2 separate regions of the Homo sapiens genome follow, and region 2 is linked to region 1. Evidence: chromatin contacts called from ENCODE Hi-C or POLR2A ChIA-PET data. All regions are on one chromosome and are shown on one strand. The core of a region is the stretch at or near the end of the contact, and the rest is flanking DNA. Distances in the headings are between cores, read along the strand shown. Region 1 holds the start of P4HTM (prolyl 4-hydroxylase, transmembrane). Region 2 has its middle 20 kb from the start of IP6K2.

Region 1 (4,289 bases), core at 517-3,016:
AAAAAAAAAGGCTAGAGGGAAATAGTCTCAACTTCATTCCAGAAAAGGTATGAGAAAGCCATGAGATCCTTGGTAAAATTATGGTTCTGTTGGTTGGTTTATTATATTTAAGAATTTAGGAGATTTGGTCTGGGTGTGGTGCCTTATGTCTGTAATTCCAGCACTTTGGGAGGCCAAGGTGGGTGGAACACCTGAGGTCACGAGTTTGAGACCAGCCTGGCCAACATGGTGAAACCCTGTCTCTACTAAAAATATAAAAATTAGCCGGGCATTGTGGCGGGCACCTGTAGTCCCAGCTACTTGGGAGGCTGAGACAGGAGAATTGCTTGAACCCGGGAGGCGGAGCTTTCGGTGAGCTGAGATCACACCACTGTACTCCAGCCTGGCGACAGAGCGAGACTCTGTATCAAAAAAAAAAAAAAAATTATAATTAAAAAATTAAAACTAAATAATAATAAATAAAAATACAAAAAAAAAAATTGGCCCGCCATGGTGGCGCATGCCAGCTACTTGGTAGGCTGAGGCAGGAGAATTGCTTGAACCCGGAAGGCAGAGGTTGCAGTGAGCCAAGATCGCGCCACTGCACTCCAGCCTGGGCGACAGAGTGAGACTCCGTCACACACACACAAAAAATCTTAGAAGAAAGAGGTGGGCCTGCCCTTGGAGCCCCTGGCCTGCCTTGACTTGAGGGGACTAGAAAATGCAGACTATGCTTTGCTATGGGGAAGGGAGAGGAGATGGGAGTAGAGGTAGTGGGGGTCTTAACCAGGGTAGGGAGAAACCACCAGTGTGACCTGCCTTAAAAGTGTTGCTCTTGCCTGCAAGTCCACCTCGGGGAGGGGGGTCAGCTTCTGCCCTGAGGGCGTGTAGTAATCTCTTCCTGAGGATAACCAGCTCTAGAAGAGCAGGGATGCCTTGGCACTTGACCACTGGTAGGTATGTCCTCCCCCCACCCCCGTTTTTGGTGATAATCTGTTTAATTTTTCTCTGAGGTAATGGTGTCTCAGTTATGGAAGAGTCCCTTCCCGCCTCTTCACACGTGCCAGCTTTGATGCAAGGAGTGTTCCATATACCTGAGCACTGGTTCATTCCTGCGGGCTGCCATGGGGGGCTCACTTTCCTGATGCCAGGGCTCCTCCAGGATGCCCCCTCTGACGGCCTATGAAACCTTGCACATCAGGCAGCTTCTTCCTAAGGCCTGCCTGACTCCGGCGAGACTTCCCGGGAGATCCGGACCGACCGCGGAACCGAGCTCCAAGAATGCCTGCGAGGAGGCTGTGGGTCCTACCCTATCGCCGCTTACGCAGTCCCAGCCTCCGCGGCGCCCCCAAATGCCGCACTGTTGAGTCATCTCAGCGCTGCCTCCTCCGCGCTGCGCTCCCCACCCCCGCTCCTGGAGCAAGAAGATGCAGACGATACTTTTCCCGGAGGCAAGAGGGCGTCTTCACGCAGGCACCGAGAAGCTCCCACTAGTGTATGCCTTAATGGTGCCGCTCTTGTCCGCGTCTACGCTTGGGACCTTGGCTTCTGACTTGGAGAGTGTACAGCTCTGCCCGACGGCAACCCAGCTTGGGAAGAGAAGCCCCAGCGTGGGCTGGGGCTCAAGGCGCAGGAAGGCCGAGCCCGGCGCGGACGCAGGCGGCTCCGGGCGGGCTCAGCACCCCCAGGCACCGTCTCCTAGTGACCGCGGCGCTCGCGGGCCTGGCGGCCGTTGTCCGGGCGACTGCGCAGCGCGGGCACCCCCGCGGCCCCTCCCCTGGGCGCGCGCGCGACCTGGGTGCCATGGCGGCAGCGGCGGTGACAGGCCAGCGGCCTGAGACCGCGGCGGCCGAGGAGGCCTCGAGGCCGCAGTGGGCGCCGCCAGACCACTGCCAGGCTCAGGCGGCGGCCGGGCTGGGCGACGGCGAGGACGCACCGGTGCGTCCGCTGTGCAAGCCCCGCGGCATCTGCTCGCGCGCCTACTTCCTGGTGCTGATGGTGTTCGTGCACCTGTACCTGGGTAACGTGCTGGCGCTGCTGCTCTTCGTGCACTACAGCAACGGCGACGAAAGCAGCGATCCCGGGCCCCAACACCGTGCCCAGGGCCCCGGGCCCGAGCCCACCTTAGGTCCCCTCACCCGGCTGGAGGGCATCAAGGTGAGGACCTCCCTGCCCCGCCGCGCTCCAGGCCCTGCACGGCTGAGCCCGAGAGGACCGGCGCTCAGCCCGGGTCCCCACGCTGCCCCCGGCGCTGCTCTGCGTCGGTCCCGCGCGCTCCCACTCACTCGCCTGCTGTCGCTCTCCGGGCCGGGGCGACTTGGCCCTTCTTGGGCAGCGCGGTCTGGCGCCCCAGCTGCCCGCTGTGCGCCTTTTCCTTAGGTGGGGCACGAGCGTAAGGTCCAGCTGGTCACCGACAGGGATCACTTCATCCGAACCCTCAGCCTCAAGCCGCTGCTCTTCGGTAAGTCCGCCAGATACTCCTGGGAAGGGCCAGGGGCTGCGGTTTGGTGGCCACCTTGAGGCTCGTTGTGACCACGTGACCTCTATTTTGAAAATGGCTGCTTCAGAGCAGCCCTTCCAGAGGATTACCAAAGTGAAGGACCTTCCCCGTCCTCGAAATAGGGTAACACTCCCTCTTATCCCAACTCCCTGCAGTCCATTCTTCCATCACAGGGCTGGCAGGGTGAGCCTGAGGCTGGTGTCTAAACGTTTCATTGCACCTGTCTTCCGTGCCACCATTAATTCTGTCACCTTCTAGAACTGGGAGGAAGGTGGGAGACTGATAACCAGCTTTCTGCCGACCTCAGGACCTCTGGGGAAAATCCCACTGCCGAAGTGGGCCTTGTGGTCTGATGAGAAGCAGGCCGTCCAAATGTAGATAAACTGGTACCCCCCCAGCCTCCTCCACTGGAGTACCAGTCAGAGGCTCAGCTTTTGCTGCCAGCACTCTGAGATTCTTCTTAAGGTGAAGTCTTTGTTCAGCCATCATGGGCAAAGCTTTCTAGGGTGACTCCAGTTGGAGCCACAACATAGCTCATCGTTTCTGAGCTCTAGTTATGTGCTTGCCTTCATATGATTATTTCATTTAATTCCTGCAACCCCTCTGTGAAGTGGGTGTAGATCCTACTCAGGCCAGTGAGGGGGAAAGTTAGGGACAGAGAGCTGCTGTGGCTTGGCCAGGCTGACACGGTTACTTCAGTGGTGAAGCTAGGATTAGAACCCACATAGCCTGCCTCTAAGGCCTATGCAGTAAAGCCACAGTGCGAGCTGTGAAGACCCCAGAGTCCTTCAAAGACCACCAGTGTCAACTGGGTGGGGACCCCTAGTCCCATGGACATTGTCCAGGGTGTTTGTGTAGCCCAGCCCTGGGTACCTGGCCTCCGTGACAAACATATTTGCAAACCCAGGGCCATTCCTGCCTGCCGGGGGATGGAATGGGTTAGGAGCTGGGGCCAAAGTAGAACATCTGAGCACAAGTCATTACCTCCAAGGCAGAGGGTCCTGGTTGGGGATTATGCCTAGACCTGTCAGAATGATGTCATATGCATGCTGTTTGTAGGGAAATAGATTATGCTGTCAGTCCTGTTGTGGGAGAGGCACCCAAAGCTGGTTGTTGTTATTATTACTATTACTATTGAGTAACGTTGAAGTCTGTGCCAGGCACTATTTTAGGTGCCAGGAACACAGCATTGAACTAAATATAAACAATGAAACAAAACCCTGAAGCTGACATTCAAATGAAGAGGAAACAGACAATAAACAAACAAATAAATATATACATTGGTGTGTCAGATGGTGATATGTGATTGCAAACAAGTAAGGCAGATTTTTTTTCTTTTTTCTTTTTTGCCAACATAAAATAGCAGACAGGGCCGGGCGTGGTGGCTCATGTCTATAATCCCAGCACTTTGGGAGGCTGAGGCAGGCAGATCACTTCAGGTCAGGAATTTGAGGCCAGCCTGACCAACATGGTGAAATCTCATCTCTACTAAAAATACAAAAATTAGCCGGGTGTGGTGGTGTACACCTGTAATCCCAGCTGTTCAAGAGGCTGAGGCATGAGAATTACTTGAACCCAGGAGGCAGAGGTTGCAGTGAGCCAAGATCGCACCACTGCATTCCAGCCTGGGCAACAGAGAGAGACCCCTATCTCAAAGAAAAAAAAAAATAGCAGACAGTAAGGCAGAAGTTCAGCTGGGATTAGAACTCTTTTTTTTTTTTTTTTTTTTTAGACTAAGTTTCTCTCTTGTTGTCCAGGCTGGAATGCAATGGTATGATCTCAGCTCACTGCAACCTCCGCCTTCCGGGTT
Region 2 (4,289 bases), core at 728-3,227, 250 kb before region 1:
TGTAGATCTGTGACCTTACCCCCAACCCTGTGCTCTCTGAAACATGTGCTGTGTCCACTCAGGGTTAAATGGATTAAGGGCGGTGCAAGATGTGCTTTGTTAAACAGATGCTTGGAGACAGCATGCTCGTTAAGAGTCATCACCACTCCCTAGTCTCAAGTAGGCAGGGACACAAACACTGCGGAAGGCCGCAGGGTCCTCTGCCTAGGAAAACCAGAGACCTTTGTTCACTTGTTTATCTGCTGACCTTCCCTCCACTATTGTCCTATGACCCTGCCAAATCCCCCTCTGCGAGAAACACCCAAGAATGATCAATAAAAAAAAAAAAAAAGAAAGAAAACAGCTTTGTTGAAGAGGCGGTGTTAGGGCTCTGTGACTGCTCCTGCAGAGCAGGGCTATCCCTTGGGCAGAGAGTAGCAGCTCAGGGCAGTTTTGCAGTCATATTTATATCCACTTTTAATTGCATGCAGATTAAGGAGCTGTTTAAGCAGAAATCTCTAGGGAAGAGGTAGTAACTTTTGGGTCATTGGATCATTGCCACGGAAAGAGGCAGTAAGTCCTGGGTGTTGCCATGGCAATGGTAAATTGAAAGCACGTTGGTGGGTATGTCTGATTGAAAGCCTCTTCCTCCCCAGGCCCTGTTTTAGCTAGTCCTCAATCTAGTGCAGCGTCCGAGCCCCACCTCTGGAGTCAAGTACCCACCTCCTACCTAAGTTCTTTTTTTATTTTTATTTTTAAATAGAGACTGGGTCTATATGTTGCCCAGGCTGGTCTTGAACTTCGGGGCTCAAGTGATCTTCCCACCTTGGCCTCCCAAAGTACTGGGATTACAGGTGTGAGTCACTGTATCTGGATCCTGTTTTAGTTCTATCAACTTTTCTAACCTAGATTCAGATATCACACAGTATAATTTCTGCCCCATTCTATTCAATAGAAGCAGTCACTGAAGCTGGCCCATATTTAAGGAGAGGGAGCTTAGATTCCACTTTTTGTGGGAAGAGTATAAAAATATTTGTGGACAGGTTTTATATTATCATCAAAAAGAAGGAACTGGGATAATGCCACTTCATTTGGAGGGCCTGCCACAAAGTTGGAATGAGTAAGAAAAGTGAGATGCAGAAAAGTATGTACAAAATAACCTAAATGTGTACAACAAAGACAAACCACTTTGTGTGAATATGTGTATGCTTTTTTTTTTTTGAGACAGAGTCTCATGATGTCTCCCTGGCTGGAGTGCAATGGCGTGATCTCTCTTAGCTCACTGCAACCTCCGCCTCCCAGTTTCAAGCGATTCTTGTGCCTCAGCCTCCCGAGTAGCTGGGACTACAGGCATGCACCACCATATCCAGCTAATTTTTTGTATTTTAAAAACATTATTTATTTAATTTTTAGATGGAGTTTCGCTCTTGTCACCCAGGCTGGAGTGCAGTGGCACAATCTCGGCTCATTGCAACCTCTCTGCCTCCTGAGTTCAAGTGATTGTCCTGCTTCAGCCTCCCAAGAAGCTGGGATTACAGGCGCCTGCCACCATGCGCAGCTAATTTTTTGTATTTTTAGTAGAGACAGGGTTTCGCCATGTTGGGCAGGCTGGTCTTTAACTCCTGACCTCAGGTGATCCACCTGCCTCAGCCTCCCAAAGTGCTGGGATTACAGGCGTGAGCCACTTGCACCTGGCCGTGTGTATGCTTTTATAATTATATAAGCCAGGAGAAAAGTAGGGAACATACAGTTTGTAAACATGGGTTGCAGAAAATGGTGATAGAAGGGAGGGAAAGGAAAAGAGGAAAAGATAAAAGATTTAAAGGACAGCAGTTATGATGGGTTCTCTCTTATGCAATTAATTATAGGTATATATTTAGCTGGAGGAACGAAGAAATTCTTTAGAGAGGCATCCTTAGGTGACAGAAAGATTAAGAAAATCAAGGAAGTGATGACCTCCTTATCTTAAAACTCAGGATAGGGTAGGGAGGGGTGACTGGTGGGCCACAAGGGGGTGCTGCAGGGCACTGGGAATGTTTTTCATCTGTGTTGGGTTTCTGTTTGGTCTGTGAAAAATAATTGAGCAAAACATCTTTGTTTTATGTACTTTTATGTATTTGTTATATCCTACACTTTAAAAAATTAAATTAAAAAAACAAAACCTGCTGGGCATGGTGGCTCACACCTGTAATCCCAGCACTTTGGGAGGCTGAGGCAGGCGAGTCACTAGGACAGGAGTTCAAGAACAGCCTGGCCAAAATGGTGAAACCCCGTCTCTACTAAAAATACAAAAAATTAGCTGGGTGTGGTGGCACACACCTGTAGTGCCAGCTACTCGAGAGGCTGAGGCAGGAGAATCGCTTAAATCTGGGAGATGGAGGTTGCAGTGAGCTGAGACTGTGCCATTGCACTCTAGCCTGGGTGACAAAGCAAGACTCTGTCTCAAAAAACAAACAAAACCAAAAGCAAAGCAAAATTTGCATAAGGTTCCCAGTGGTTGCAGTGAAGGGACAGTAGATAGGCCTTGGCCTGGACCATTTACGCCTTTGCAAGGCTGGAAGGAAGTTACATGAGCACTCAGCCGAGGGCTAATGTGGCAAAAGTCACATTTCAAAAATAAGACTCTGGCTGTTAATCCTAGAGGGTAATTAAGACTGGGACTAAAGCCAAGTATTAAGTCCAAGGAGGGGAAAGCACTGGAGGGATTTTAAAGAAGAGTTGGGATCTGAGAGTGGACAGATTAGAGGTGATGGCAGTTGGAGACTTCTTCAGGACAGAAGGGTGGTACAACTGGAGAGGGAGTACTGATGAAAAATAAGAGGATGGGCCGGGTGTGGTGGCTCATGCCTGCAATCCCAGCACTTTGGGAGGCCAAGGCGGGCGGATCACATGAGATCAGGAGTTCCAGACCAGACTGGCCAACATGGTGAAGTCCTGTCTCTACTAAAAATACAAAATTAGCAGGACGTGGTGGCCTGCACCTGTAATCCCAGCTATTCAGGAGGCTGAGGTAGGAGAATCCATTGAACCTGGGAGGTGGAGGTTGCAGTGAGCCGAGCTCGTGCCACTGCACTCCAGCCTGAGCAACACAGCGAGACTCCATCTCAAGAAAAAAAAAAAAAAAGACAATATTTGGGACAGCTGTTTCATAGCCTTAGTGGAGATGTCAAGCAGTGGGACAACTAGTTCAGGGTGAAGTGTCCCAGCTGGAAGTATAAATTCAGAGAGAGCAGCATGGTGATAACACTCAAAGCCACACTGTTCCTGACAAAATTCCCTAAGGAGGGAGGGAGGGAGAAGAGCCCAGAGTACAGTCTTGGGTCACTCCAACATTTAACTATGTGTAGTTAAAGGTGGCAACAGAGATGAGGATGATCATAAGAGCTGGAAGGAAAACCAGGAGGGCTGAATGATTCCTGAGAATGTGGTCCTTGAAGCAGGAGGGAGAAGTCAATCCCAGTGAATTTTGCTGGGATTCCAGAGAGCTAGTATGTGCACTGGTTTTGTCAGCGGAAGTCACTGGGGACTGTGCCATGGGCTGTGGCAAGAATGGGAGGTGAGGAAGGGTAATGGCAACCACAGGCAAGTTTCAGAATGGGGCAGGAGCTAGAGGAGGATGGTGGGGAGCAAAGAGGGAGACCGGAGTTTCTGACCCATGGCAAGTCATTGCTGAGGGAGGCAGAGGTGCGAGAGGTTGGAGGACAGGGCTCTAGGGCCAGGCAGCAAGCACTGCAATGGTTTTGGAGATGAAGGGTACAGGTGAGATGCTGAGCACAGACCTCACCTCCAGGATGTAGGTCTTCAGGCCCCTGGCAGAGATGGGCCTCTGATCCCCAAAGAGGACCTCCAAAGGTGGAGGGGGCAAGAGTCTGATGAGGAGGTAGAGGGGTGCTTCTGCACTCCAGGTTCCTTTTCCTGCCCATTCCTTAAACCCGCTGGCTGTTCTTGCTCACCCCCACTCCCTCCTGCCTGGAGTCAGCCCAGGGCCTCCAGCGCTGAAGAACTGGACAGGCAGCTCAGCTCGGAGTTGGGAACACAATGGTCCCACTCGGGCAGAGGTGGGGCTAAGGTCTCTGATGACCCTCAGCTGCACCCACAGCCCTGGGACGTGGGCCATGCAGAGAGGGGTTGGTGGCAAATAATTCCTAGATTTTTTTTTTCCAGAACAAAAGACAGGAAAATTACCAAGAAAAGGATCCCACAAGGCCAGGGTTGGGAGGGTTCCTAGTATATCCTGGACACACACACCCTGTCCCCAGCACGTCCAGGCAGGACAAAGCTGGAGGGGCCAGCTGAGGTATTCCCATTGT

The links. A loop is a pair of places that touch in the nucleus more often than their neighbours do. ChIA-PET counts read pairs that join two places held with the same protein, here RNA polymerase II (POLR2A). Pooled maps may share reads with other maps.
Region 2: a loop to region 1 is called in a pooled map, with 4 times the contacts of the local background. The contact joins the enhancer-like site here to the promoter of P4HTM in region 1. A Hi-C loop is called at or near these places in 6 of 50 pooled maps. POLR2A ChIA-PET finds 5 or more read pairs at or near these places in 7 of 52 experiments (B cell, HCT116, OCI-LY7 and 4 more).

Annotation. Positions count from the first base shown.
Region 1 is chr3:48,988,475-48,992,763 of GRCh38, forward strand. P4HTM (prolyl 4-hydroxylase, transmembrane) reads left to right here and starts at 1,767. Exons shown (of 9, transcript NM_177939.3): 1 at 1,767-2,136; 2 at 2,359-2,440. The coding sequence starts at 1,783. It overlaps LOC124909376 (a long non-coding RNA gene), which reads right to left and starts at 1,398. Exons shown (of 2, transcript XR_007095903.1): 1 at 1,074-1,398. RefSeq lists enhancers at 487-1,050, 1,051-1,613, 1,361-1,520, 2,178-2,739 and a silencer at 1,631-2,010.
Region 2 is chr3:48,735,119-48,739,407 of GRCh38, forward strand. No RefSeq gene overlaps it. Among named protein-coding and RNA genes, the nearest start is that of IP6K2, 20 kb to the left of the region's middle. RefSeq lists a silencer at 2,428-2,517. Within about 2 kb of position 1,978, at least 4 of the 41 ENCODE cell types and tissues checked have a DNase peak (open chromatin) inside an H3K27ac peak, as active enhancers do.